2 separate regions of the Mus musculus genome follow, and region 2 is linked to region 1. The links are chromatin contacts, found by Hi-C or POLR2A ChIA-PET in ENCODE. All regions are on one chromosome and are shown on one strand. Each heading gives the region's core, a stretch centred on a gene start or an enhancer-like site at or near the end of the contact. The rest is flanking DNA. Distances are from core to core; before and after follow the strand shown.

The links. Hi-C counts contacts between places; a loop is a spot of excess contacts on that map. ChIA-PET counts read pairs that join two places held with the same protein, here RNA polymerase II (POLR2A).
Region 2: POLR2A ChIA-PET joins it to region 1 with 43 read pairs in embryonic stem cell. The contact joins the promoter of Acsbg3 here to the promoter of Rfx2 in region 1. A Hi-C loop is called at or near these places in 1 of 37 maps with a recorded cell type or tissue (CH12F3). POLR2A ChIA-PET finds 5 or more read pairs at or near these places in 4 of 5 experiments (Patski and embryonic stem cell).

Annotation. Positions count from the first base shown.
Region 1 is chr17:56,828,229-56,834,688 of GRCm38, forward strand. It overlaps Rfx2 (regulatory factor X, 2 (influences HLA class II expression)), which reads right to left and starts at 2,780. Exons shown (of 17, transcript NM_009056.2): 1 at 2,655-2,780.
Region 2 is chr17:56,872,010-56,878,469 of GRCm38, forward strand. It overlaps Acsbg3 (acyl-CoA synthetase bubblegum family member 3), which reads left to right and starts at 3,475. Exons shown (of 14, transcript NM_030141.2): 1 at 3,475-3,671; 2 at 4,079-4,387; 3 at 5,354-5,580. The coding sequence starts at 4,252. It overlaps Acsbg2 (acyl-CoA synthetase bubblegum family member 2), which reads right to left and starts at 2,438. Exons shown (of 15, transcript NM_001039114.1): 1 at 2,188-2,438; 2 at 788-888. The coding sequence starts at 842.

The sequences.
Region 1 (6,460 bases), core at 1,530-4,029:
CAGGTGGATCTCTGAGTTCGAGACCAGCCTGGTCTACATAGCAAGGTCCAGAACAACCAGGGCTATATAGTGATGCCCTATCTCAAAAAATACAATAAAATAAAGAAACAGGGCTGGGATGCCTGGGCAGTGGCAGAACACTTGCATAGCATATGCAAAGCCAAGCACCTCAATAAATAAATAGGTAAACAAACAAAGAAAGAAAACAAAACCTGTGACTCCTTCTAGTCAAGGACTTAACAAACCAAGCAGCCTTTATACATGAACTATTAATATTATATGAACACACTTGCTATATTAACATACATTCATATATGGATAATCTACATGAATATTTTCATTATCAATGGGAAGGCTGAGGGGGCTCAGCAGGAGAAAGGAGCTTGCTGCTAAGCCTGGTAACCTGTGTTTGATCTTCAGGGCCATCTCCTGCTTGTCGTCCTCTGATCTCTAATGTACACACCATAGCCCATGCAGATGTTGCAGATGTTCACACACACACACACACACACACACACACACACACACACATAATAAAGATTTTTAAAATGCCACTACTAATACAGTCTAAAGTGCCAGGGATACTTCATGCAGCAAGAGAATGACAGGCTGTATTTTAGAGGGCCAGTGTGTTGACAAGTCCTTCACAGCCCTGTAGTGGCCCTGGGGCTCAGGTATCCACAGTGACCCACCAGACAGGCGGTAGGCCTGATGCTAACAGCCTTAGATTCCTCTCTCTGAGGCCTGAGCCCTCCTTCTCCAGTGGGAGTGGATGAGTGGCCACACCTGGGTGGATTTTCTAGTCCATTCAGTCCCTGAACCCAAGCTCCACTGAGGACCGGCAGGGACTCAGCCAGAGCTCAGTCCCATCAAACAGGCACCTTCACAGGCTGAGGCTGACGTTAAAAACTCAAACAGGAAAACATTTTAAGAGAAGTTTTACGTCATTATTATTTTATTAATATCATCACTGTTCTAGAATTGTCTTCGCTTCACTTTAAGTTTAAAGCTCATTCCACTGGCAGGGAGATGCGCAGGTAAGGGCTCTTGCCACCAAGTGTACTGAGCTCCCAAGATCAAGTGCTGAAGGGAGTCTCCTGTAATCTGTCCTCTAACCTCCGGGGGTGTGTGCACGTGCAGTATAGTCACACACAATAAATACACGTAAAAATTTAAATCGGAAAGCAAATCACTTTTGACAATAAGAAAAGAGTCATCTGACTCCCGAGGACCTGACGGCCACTTCTGAGGAGGGACCCACTGTCCTCTGCGCCGTGGCCCCAACTGAACTCTGTTCCCTTCAAGGAAAAAGGGAGCAAAAAGTAGAAGCAAGCCAGGGCTGGAGGAGTGGGGGTCATCAGGGTCAAGAGAGGCGAGTGGTGGTTATGATTACAACACATTATACACACAGGAGAAGGCCACACTTATGTACATGCTAATAAAGTTACATTTATTAACACTCAATCGTTGTAGGATTTTTCCTGGGGGACCTGAGTACCGGAGTGTTCCGGAGACGTACTAAAGTAGGGGTGAAGTCTCAGGAGAGACAGCGGTCCCAGCTGTTTCTTGGTGCGTTCCCCGCCCCAACTCCCCTCCCCGCCACCCTAGGGGGCTCTGTCCGGAACCGAGCTCTCTAGGGTCCAAGGAAACAACCGCAGCCCTAGCGAATCCCAACTGCGAACTCGGATATGACCCATGGAAAGGGGCGAGGAAGACAATCCGGTGTTTTGGGATGTGCTGCCTGTGCACAGGAGGGCTGCGCACGCACTCTCCCGGCCTCCTGGATCTTCCTACAAACGGTTCACACAATATTTTCCTTCGGGAAAGTTTTCTAGATTGGGGATCTCGGCAAAGAGGACGCTATGGGTGCGCTTGAGCTTCCCGGAGCGGCATGGTAAAGGACCCCCAAACGCAGCGGTGTCGGGTTCCAGGGGAGAGTGGTCCGAGGATTTGGGGCGCCGGGGGTATTTGGGATGGGCAAGAAAACGCGAAGGGAGGAGTTCCTTCCAGAACAGAACAAACGCAGTGACTATTTTGGTCAAAGCACAAGAAAACGGTGCCGGAGCCCCCAAATCCTAAGTCAAGAAGGAAACCCGAGGGTCAGAACTATGAGGCAAGCAGAAGAGTACCCTCGGAGTTAAGTACATGGATAAAAGCCAGAACCCCGATTTCATAAGTATAAAAGGGAGACGGTGCCTCTGGGTTTTCAGACTTGGACGAGAATGGCTGGCTCTGTGGGAGCCCCCAACTCAGGTTTTAGGGGGATGACAGCAAGGAGCGGGTTTGGGGCAACTCCAATTCAGGCTTTGGGAGTAGTCAAAGAGAGGACTGACTAGTTTGAGGGCGCCTCCGAGTTTCAGGTGTTGTGGAGTAAGAGACAAGGAGGGGTCTTCTGGAGTCCCCGCTCCTCAAAGTCAGATTTAGTGCGTCAAAGGCGAGAAGAGATCGCTTCACTTTACAAACTTTTGAGAGTGTGAGAGGGGTTCCACCCAGCCCAGGGCTCCCCCAAATCAGAGGCGCCTATCAGGATTGGATGAGGTTGGCGTCTGCAAAGTTGGGGCGCCGGGTCCGGCCGCGCCCGCCCCCGCGACCCCCCTCCAGCGGGGTCCCCCCCCCCTCCGCCACCGCCCCCTGCCCCGGCCCGCACCGCTCACCTGGAGTTCGGCAGGGAGTTCCGGTAGCGGCTCCCGCGGCGTCGGCCGCTGCGTGTCGCTCCGCGTTGGTAAGTAACAGTCTCCACGGCTACAGTCTCTATGGCGGCGGCGGTGGCGGCGCCGGCCGCTCCTCCTCCGGCTCCCGCCGCCCTCCCGCCCGCCCGCAGCGCCCGCCCGCAGCAGGCGCCCGCCCGCCTCAGCCTCGCGCTGCCCTCACGGGGCGGGGCGTTGCGCCCGGCAACGGTTACCAAGCTGCACGCCCCGCCCCCTCCAACGGCCCGCCCATGCCCGCCTCCAACGGCCTCGGGGAGGGCGGGCGATCTCCCCATTGGCTTTCATAGTGCCCGTCAGAGGTGAAGGGGCAGGTCCTTGGGTAGAATACCAGCCAATCGCTGAGAAGGAGGGCGGGGCCTGGCGGGAGGCGCGCGGCTCCCGGGAAGGGTTGGCTCTAAGGAGGTGCGCGAGGGCCCACTGGTGGCAGTGCGTGTTTTGCGGAGTTACGGTGATTCCGCTAGACCGGAGGCGCTCACCGTCTAAGGGGAGCAGCAGACTCTGGCCTTGCGCCTGCTCTTTCATGGTCCACAAACTGAAAACTTTTTTTTTAAAGATTGTTGTCTATGCGTGTGCATGCAATGCGCATGAAGACCCGAAGAGAGCGTTGGATCGCCCTGGAACCAGAGTGACCGTCTGCTATGAGCCGCCTAATTGAGCAGGGACCGATCCCGGGTCCTCTGCAAGAGCAGAAGCCTCCTCTCCAGCGCTTCTCCTTTTTTTTTTTTTTTTTTTTTTTTTTTTGAGCCGGTGTCTTGTATACACTCACTACACCGCTTAAGCTGGCCTCCAACACCTGATTTTCCTGGCTCCATCTCCTAGTGCTGGGATGATGGGTGTGTGTTCACCAGTCCTGGCTAAGCTGACAACTCCTCACCCACCCCATCTCGCTTCTCTGTCCTCTCTGGTTCATATATATATACAGGTCTCAATGTGGACTCTTCATAAAGCTTATATTTTGGTGGGATGACACAAACAGAATGAAAAGTTAACGCAAAAGGAAAGGTTTAAACCCAGAGACCCAAGTGCGGAGGAGCTGTCAGACCATAGCTCCATTCATTCATTCATTCATTCATTCATTGAACGTCCAATTGCACCAGTGAACATGGGTAATTTGGGCTTATGTGCCCAAAGCGGTGAGTCAGGGTCTTGCTAAGTAGTCCAAGCTAGACTAGATTCCCACTATGTAGTCCAAGTTAATGTTCTTTTTGTCTTAGGTCCTTGACTACTAGGGTGAGAGGCAGGTGCCACCAAGCATTTGTGCACAGTCTAACTCATGAAATCCTGAACTTAGGCCGCGAGAAAGGCAGTAGACGCTGCCTCTAGGACTGGAGTTTCCAAAATAAATATATTGGAGCAACTGGAAGCCTGGTGCCACAACACCACTTTGTTGGCTGCCTACACTACAAAGCTAGTGTCCGGTCCCCATCCCCCACCCCCACCCCCACCCCCGTGCTGAGAGACCCAGTCCCATAGACTCAACTGTAACTATCATGGAGGCAAATGGCTATGCATGAATGAGCCTGAATCTGTTTGGACCAAACTGTGGCCCTTCAGAACTCATTGGTTTTAGAGACTGAGAAGTGTGTCCCCAGAGCTCATGGGTTGGAAACCTGGTCTTTAGCAAGGAGACTGTGGAAAGAAGTGCAGGAGGGTTTCTAGACCTGGGACACTTGTGGATGGGAAGGAAAGAGAACCTCTCATCTCAGCCACACACCTCAGAGTTCTAAGCCTCTCACTCGCTGACGATACAGCTGGCTCACTCCTTACATAGAGTTTTAGTATTTTTACATTTATTTCTTTAGGATGTGATATGTACATGATATGATACACATGTGATCAGATGACAACTTGTGAACACTTTCTGCCTTTCCCCTGTGTCCTCCAAGGATCATTCGGCTTGGCAGAAAGCCCTGTTCCCCTCTTCCAAACATATGTTTTTTATGTTAGAGTAACAATGGCAGGCAGGAGTCAGGGTTTTTTATTTTTTTGTTTTTTGTTTTCCCCCAGTTTTTTTTCCATGTCAACTATCCAGGATTCACCTGTGAGTTTACTTGGGTTTCTCAGAAACCCCTTTGGAAGACAAGAGCTGTGAATCTGCCAGGTCCTGCATGGCCTTGGTGGGGACAAAATGACATGGTTCCTGCCCCTGGGACAGGGCCATTGGGCATGGGCCTACTAGAATGTCAATGGCCGCTTTGGGTGTAGGGCTCCTTTGGATAACAGTGTACACATTTTATGCCCTTCCTTCAAGGAGTGTCCTGCCTGTTACTGTTAATGACTCCATGGTAGTTAGAATACAAGTCCAGGAGGTAAAGATGAGGCTAATGTATCATAAATGGTGAGCCTTGGAACCTTCAAGACAACCCTTAAGGCTGTGGAAAAGAACCCTAAAAACATGAGTTCAAAAATATATAATTTCTCAAAAAGAAAAAAAATATAGATATCAAAAAATATAAGGATGCAATATGAAACATGAAGGGCTTCAAGAATCTAAAGGAACAAGGACAGCGGTGCTGTGAGCCAACTTGTCAGAAAGATACTAAACTAGGAGACAAGGAGATTTAGGGAGTGGTGATCAAAGGAGATTCCACCCAGCTACATCTTTTTGTTTATGCTTACAAAGGCAGACAAACACCTGAGTTCAGGGTCAGCCTAGAATAGAGCAAGGTTAGGCCCAGGTGTAATACAAATGGTAATTTCAGGATGGGTCCCACCCAGCTGGTTTATTCTCTGTGCTTAACAGAGGCAGGCAGATCTGCAAGAGATGAACTATTCAGAGAAAAACTTTATAATAGCAAGAGAGAACTGTCTTGTGCAGAACTTGAGAGAGAGCTGTCTGGAGATTTCCAGAGAAAGCAGACCAGAAAGGAAAAAGAAAGCAGAAAGAGAGGAAGCAGGCTGGAAAGCTGTCTGGAGTAGAGCATAGGCTGCCAACTTGGACCCACAATTTGACTTCAAGTAGTTTGTTTTTGCCACTTCTAATCACCCCTTCCTCAGAACCCCTCTCTCCAAGCTGAGGCTGGTCCTTGGCAGAACCCACTCACATTCTATGACTATTGTGAAGACTCAGAGCAGCTCCGCTCCACAGAAATTGGCACCCAAATGTGGCGGGGGGTGCAGGGGGAATTCTTTCTGTCTCTTAATCATCATGCTTAAAGTCTTTCGTTGGAAGTTAAGACAAGATTTCACTGTGTAGCTGCCCTGGAACGTGCTCTGTACACCAGGCTGGCCTCGAACTCAGAGATCCACTTGAGTCTGCCTCCCAAGTGCTGGGATTAAAGGGATGTGACACCAATACCCAGCTTTATATTAAAAATAGTCTTATTCTAGCCGGGCGTGGTGGCACACGCCTTTAATTCCAGCACTCGGGAGGCAGAGGCAGGCAGATTTCTGAGTTCGAGGCCAGCCTGGTCTACAAAGTGAGTTCCAGGACAGCCAGAGCTATACAGATAAACCCTGTCTCAAGAAACCAAAAACCAAAAACCAAAAACCAAAAACCAAAAAAAAAAAAAAAAAAAAAAAAAAAAAAAAAGTCTTATTCTAAATTGCTGGCTGGAGAGATGGCTTGGCAGTTAAGAACACTGACTCCTCTTCCAGAGGGCATAGGTTTGATTCCCAGCACCCACATGGCAGCTCACAACTATATGTAACTATAGTGCCAGGCGATCTGATATCCTGCTCTGCTTTCTCTGGACACCAGGCAAGCATTTGGTGCACAGACATGCATGAAAAAACACACATGCCTAGGAAAT
Region 2 (6,460 bases), core at 2,225-4,724, 44 kb after region 1:
TGGACGTTGGTGGTGTCCACGCTTTGGTCTGTTGTGTTTCCCCTACCTCAGGGGAGTGGACATGTGTGCTGCATCTCACCGGGACAAGTCTTTCTTGTCACACAGTAAGAGTGGATAGGTATTTGTTCAGGTTTTCCCAGGAAAAGTGCCACACAAGCAACAGTATGAGCGCGTATCTGTATCTGTGTATGTATGTCTGTGTGAATGAGTGTGCGTATGTGTGCATCTGTGTGTATGAGGGTATGTGTACCCCACTGAGCCACCTCTTTAGCCCCATAAAATCTTTTGAAAACAGTATTTGTGTGGTTAGCTTTGTCAAGTGACACTATTTAGAATTAATTACCTGAAAGAGTCTCAGTGAGGAGCCGTGTAGAGGGCAGAGTGCCGCTGTGCGTGCCTGAGTGTTGGGGTGTGTGCATGCTCTCTGTTCACCGATGTGACTGGCTGCCCCAAGCTCCTGCTTTGACTCCCTGCCACAGTGGATAGTGACATGGAATGGGGAGTTGGAAAATCCTTCCCCATAAGTCACTTTTGTCAAGGCATTTTACCACCACACCAGGAACTAGGTAATATGCAAAAGTGCTTCCCAGACAGCAAATGACCTGTGCTGTGCCTCTTGACCCCAAGTTGTCACCTGTGACCTAAGTGATTGGACCCCAAACTGCTGACCACGTGCTACTTCATACCCAATAACCAGGAAGAACGGGACAGCCCCGGAAGTCAGGCATGCTCAAGCAGAGATGGCTGAGTGGCCCATTGGGAGGAACCCTCTCTGGCCGTCACTAACCTGAGGTGGCGTCTGTGCCTCTCTCAAGGTCTTCCGCCTTCTTCTCTTGAGTCATTGGTGGTCCAGCCTTTGCAGATTCACAAGAAGTATTTGTCACAGTGCTGCGGGGCCCACAGATGATAAACCAATGAAGGAAACAGAGAAGTTTTGGCAAGAACAGCAGAGGGGCCAACTTCCAATCCACTGGTGATGTCTGCCTAGACCTTGGGATTGCTTAGTCATGCCTGATGACTGGAAAGGTGGTTTATGTGTCAGAGAATAGTGCATTTCTAAGTTAGAGGGTGAGGTTCTAACAGAGTTCTCTGCCCTCCCTCCTCTCCCCCTCTGCTCCTTTTATCCCTCTCCTCTCTTCCTCTTTTCAAGATTATTGGTCCAGCCAGTCAGCTCACCATTGAAGGCACTCACTGTCAATCCTGCCGAATGCTAGGATCCACATGGGAGGGGAGAACTGACCACCCCAAGCTGTCCTATGACCACCCACAGAGGCACAAAATACACAACAATAATAAAGTAATTTTTAAAAATCTGTAGCTACGCACAGGGTAGGTGCTGTCACCACAGATCTCTGGAGGGCTGTGATCACAGAGTCGAAGCTCTCAAAATGTAACATTAAAACATTTTAATATTCCACAAAGAAGGTTGGAAACAAGCTGGATGTGGTGGTGTGTACCTCTAATCCAACACTTGAGAGGAAGAGGCAGGTGGGTCACTGAGTTTAAGGTCAGCTGGAGCTACAGAGTTCCAGGTAAGCCAGGGCAACACGGTGAGACCCTATCACAAAACAAAACAAAACAAAACAAAACAAAACAAAACAAAACTTAAGGGCTTGGAAGATGGCTCCATTAGTAAGGGCATGCACAGCACAAGAACCTGCCTTTGAATCACCAGCACATGTAAAAATCCCAAGTGTGGTGGTGTGCATCCGTATCCCTAGCTCTGGAGAGACGGAGGCAGGGGGATTGCTGGAGCTCATGGACAGCCATCTGACCCACTCAGCAAGCTCCTGGTTCTGTGGGAGATAGTGCCTCAAAGGGAGCAGCCCAAGTTGGCCACAAATACACAAAATGGACTTCAGACATCCCTTGCATGCGGCAGACACGGTAGGACCCTACAGACACCCAAAACAATGCACATTGCCACAGTGCCACGGGGTCTCTGTCTGTTGTTTGACACTGAGTACGGCAGGTGCTGGTGCTGCAGGTGGGCTCGTCCACGTTCAGCTTTTATGGTGTTCAGCTACAGGTTCTAGAGCCTAAGTCCTCACCTTTAGTGCAGGAGTATAGGGAGCTTAAGGCAGTCTTGCCTTCTTAGGGAAAAACTAAACTCTGGCCTTCCCTAAATGTGGGCTCCGTTCTGTCACGGTCACGTGCCCCACGCAGAGATCCTCTCAGGAACCTTACCAACTTTCACAAGGTGGCCAGGTGTCACAGATGGAGACATCTGGTCAGCAAGGTAGTTCTCCTTCCACAGAGTTGGTCAGTGGTGGGTGGTCCCAGAAGCGTGTGTGTGTGTGTGTGTGTGTGTGTGTGTGTGTGTGTGTGTATGTGTGTGTGTGTGTTGTCCCCTTCTTGCTCTGGTCACCCCTCAGTCTAGCCAGGGTGATGGTGGTAGATGGGTTCCCACCCAACACAACTCCATAATTCAGGCTTCTGGAACCTTCTGCTCAGGACACCCCTTATGACATCACTGGCCGTCCTCCCCTGCACCCAGCCTCAGGAGAAAAGTACTCCCTGGGGAAGGGGATTGTAAGCTTCCTTCACCCATCATTCCCTCATTCATTCATTCCTTCCTTCATTCATGCATATAATCTTCAGCCACTCACCAGTGTACTTACTCATCTATTCATTCATTCATTCATTCATTCATTCATTCAGATATCTGTATGTGCTTGAACAGTTTTTCCAGCTCCAGTGTTGAGCACTGTGCATTACATTCGATAGAAATAGAAATGAAACCAGACAGGGCCATTCAAGAACCTATGGGGAGTCTCAAAACCAAAAAAAAACAAAAAAACAAAAAAACTACCATAAAGGGTCTGGCACTGTAGCCCAGTGGGTAGTGCTCAAATAGCATGTGCAAGGTCTGGGATTCCAAGCATCACATGAATGGCATGGCACATGCCTGTCAAACCAACACTGGGGATGGTGGAGGCAGGAGGACCAAGGTCATCCTTGGCTACACAGGGAGTTAAAATGTAGCCCAGGCCATATGCACATGCATTTACACTGTGAAACCGTCATCACCATCCAGTTCTAGAGCCTTCGGTCTCCCCAGTCTGAAGCTCTGCCCCAATTCAGTGCTCACTCCCCTCCTTTCCCAGGTCTGCACCACCCACTTCCTGTCTCTGTGACTTGCTCTGGGGCCTGCAAGTGCGACCCTGGGGTATGTGCCCTCGTCTGGCGTATTTCACTGGACAGGGTCATCATCGTTCCTCCACGTTGGCATGGGCATCTTTTCAGGATGTCCTCTCAGCCTGGAGTGTCCACACCCTTGCTCCCTCCTCTGTCAGTGACCATGAGCTAAGAAGCGTGGCTACTGTGTGGATATGGCTGTGTGACAGACCTGAGTCTCTTATTTCAATGGTTTCTGGTGTATGACCAGAAGGGGACCTTGGGTCATGTTGCCATCGTGGCCCTGGCTTACGGAACACAGTGATGTCACAACAACTGCCTTGAAATGTAGAAGGGAATGTTCTGGAGGATGTCCAGTCTGGGGGGCTGCGTGTCCTTCTGTGGCTACAGTGGGAGGTGGTGACAGAGCTGGACAAGAGTCACCACTGTCGTACCAGTTGATAAAGTGGCAGCCTGTGGTGGGGAGAGAGGGCTGAGGACAACAACATCTGCCCCAGCCTCTCAGGAAACGCCGGTGCCACTAGGCACAGAAGGTCCTGGAAACTCTATTCTTTTCTCCTCCTTTCCTCTCCCTTCTTTTCTACTCCCCTCTCCAGAGTCCCATGTAGCCCAGGCTACCCTTGAGTTCACACAGCACTCAACCACTGGAGAACATGAGTTCAGTCCTCTCTCCCACAAAAAAAGCTGGGTGCAGCAGCATACACCTATAACAGGAGACCCCTACTGCTCACTGGCAGTCAGCTTAGTCAATAGGCAAGCTATGGGCTCGGGAAGGGAGAGGTGTGGATGGTCACTGCCAGACAGGCCTCAATGGAAGGAACATAGCTGAGGAAGAAGAGATTTGCTGACGACCTCTGTCTAGCTTCCACAGGTCTGCATACACGCCACACACAAGGAATGTCCCCCACTAACACCCAGCTTGTTTTATTTCTTTTGCCAGCATCCACTCCTGCTCCCTTATCCTGGTCTGTGAGGTTCCTGTCTTTCTCTGGCCAATTCCACCACCATCCACCCCGCCCTTTGAGGAAGCAGACACCCCACTGTGGACACCTGGTCCTCTGCCCTCTGTAACTGTGTGCGTGAACATCTTTGTGCTGGGTCTGTGTCGTGGGAATGACTGACCCTAAGGAATCAGATAACCTTCAGACCTCCAGGAGGATCCTGAAAACCAAAACCATCTTGAAGAACAAAATTCACAGTGCAATATCGAAGAAGGCACAAGCAGATAACTTTGAGATACTGACCCCAGGTGGGAGCCCTGCCCCCCACCCCGTGCAGGGAGAGGGTGGGGGTGGCAGCAGGGTCCTCTTGTCAGCCCAGGCACACTTCTGGGATCAGTAGTAGAGCAGCACTGGTCTACTGGGGTAGGTGGTCAGTGGCCGTTGAAGTCCTGTGGAGAGGGCTTAAGTAACCGGGGGAAGGAGTAAGGGTGATACCTATGGCCATGTGACCTTTGCCAGGGCGATCATGTGACCAACCATCAAGGCCTTGTCCATTTGGGAACAGTAACCCTGACTCCATGTTCTCCTTTCTGTGGGTCAGGGAGCAGTGAACAGCACTCCTGTCCTTTGTCCCAGTCTTTTGGAGTGACCTTTGACCTCCATCCACCTGAGGTGGTGGAGGGTGGAGGGTGGGGGACTGTTGCTGTAAATCTCTCCAACCCAAATATGCCCCAGCAATGAAAACACAACACCATTAATATGAAGACATGCTGTATGCCTAGATTGGGCAGATCTACCGCTACACTACCGTCTTCCACATCTATGAGACCCCTTAGAACTCGAGGTATCTCCAGGCCATGTGCTTCTGCTCTGCTTTTCTTCTTCTTCCTCCTCCTCTGCATCCTCTCCCTCTTCCATTTTCTCCTTCTCTCTCTCCCACCTTCAATTCCACCTTCCCTTTTATCTGCCCAATCATCAGCTCTCCTTTATTTTACAAATTAAGGCGGGAAGCAAGTTTACTGGAAATCACCTGAGTGCTGACTCATTCCTTGTTCACGGCCTCTCACAGGAGAACGGAATTGACATCAAATATAATTAGCCCCAGGGCTATCCACAACAGGGGACAGTGACAATGACTCCCTGTTCTTCCTCCGATCTTCGTGGGGGAAGTGACTTCTGACCTTCTGCCCTGTTCTGGGGAGAGTGGTTCTCTGTCCTCCCGAGGACCTCATCTCTCGTCCCAACAAATGGAGTGACCTCTGACCCCGCCACAGGTTCCAGCTACTGGACATCTAAGCGAGAAGGCCAGGTGCAGCTGCGCATGGGCAAGGACCCACTAGATAACGAGCCTCCGGTCACAGTTCCCGACTTGATCATGAGCGCGGCCACTAAGTACTCACACTACCTGGCGATCGGTTCCAAGTACAAGAAAAGCTGGCAACTGCTCACCTACATCGAGTACTACGAGGCCTGCCGGCGTGCTGCCAAGGCCTTCCTCAAGGTACGGCTCCTGTGCAAGCAAGTCCACAGGTGACACATCCCTCTCCTGCGCATTCTTGCCCCTCTAGCACCGCTGTGTGTTATGGGCGGAGCTCACTTGCGGTTTGCGCTCCACTTCAGGTTGCTCATTCCCACTAGGAGTGTCATGCCACCATTAGTCACGTGTGAATTGTTTGTCACTCTGTGTCTCGTCTCAGTTTCCTCAAGTACAAGATTTCATTTTGCATATCAAATGTGCATTAATGTGTGTGTAATTAGACATGGATAATAGTTTTGTTTCTGTGTTACACATATTTTGTGTCTTTAATCTTTTTGTTTGTTTGTTTGGTTTTGGTTTTTTTTCAAGACAGGGTTTCTCTGTGTAGCCCTGGCTGTCCTGGAACTCACTCTGTAAACCAGGCTGGCCTCGAACTCAGAAATCCACCTGCCTCTGTCTCCCAAGTGCTGGGATTAAAGGCGTGCGCCACCACTGCCCAGCTGTGTCTTTAATCTTGTATGTGCATTTATACAGAGCTGTATCAGGTATACCCACTGTTGTATATATATCCATATACATATTAAAATCTAGAGTGTGCATATACGTAAATATGAAAGCTTTCACACATATGTGTTGCATGTATAATGTATGCTTTCCTATATGCAACATATACAAATAGGGGCTGAATGTGGCACAGTGGTTAGAGCACTGGCTGCTCTTACAGAGGACCAGGGTTCAATTCCCTAAAACCACATTGTGGCTGACAACCATCTGTAATGAGATTCGATGCCCTCTTCCGGTGTGTTTGAAGACAGCTACAGTGTACTCATATACATAAAATGAATAAATAAATCTTTTAAAAAATAATATTGAAAATTATATTTAATGTGTTTATATATTAACT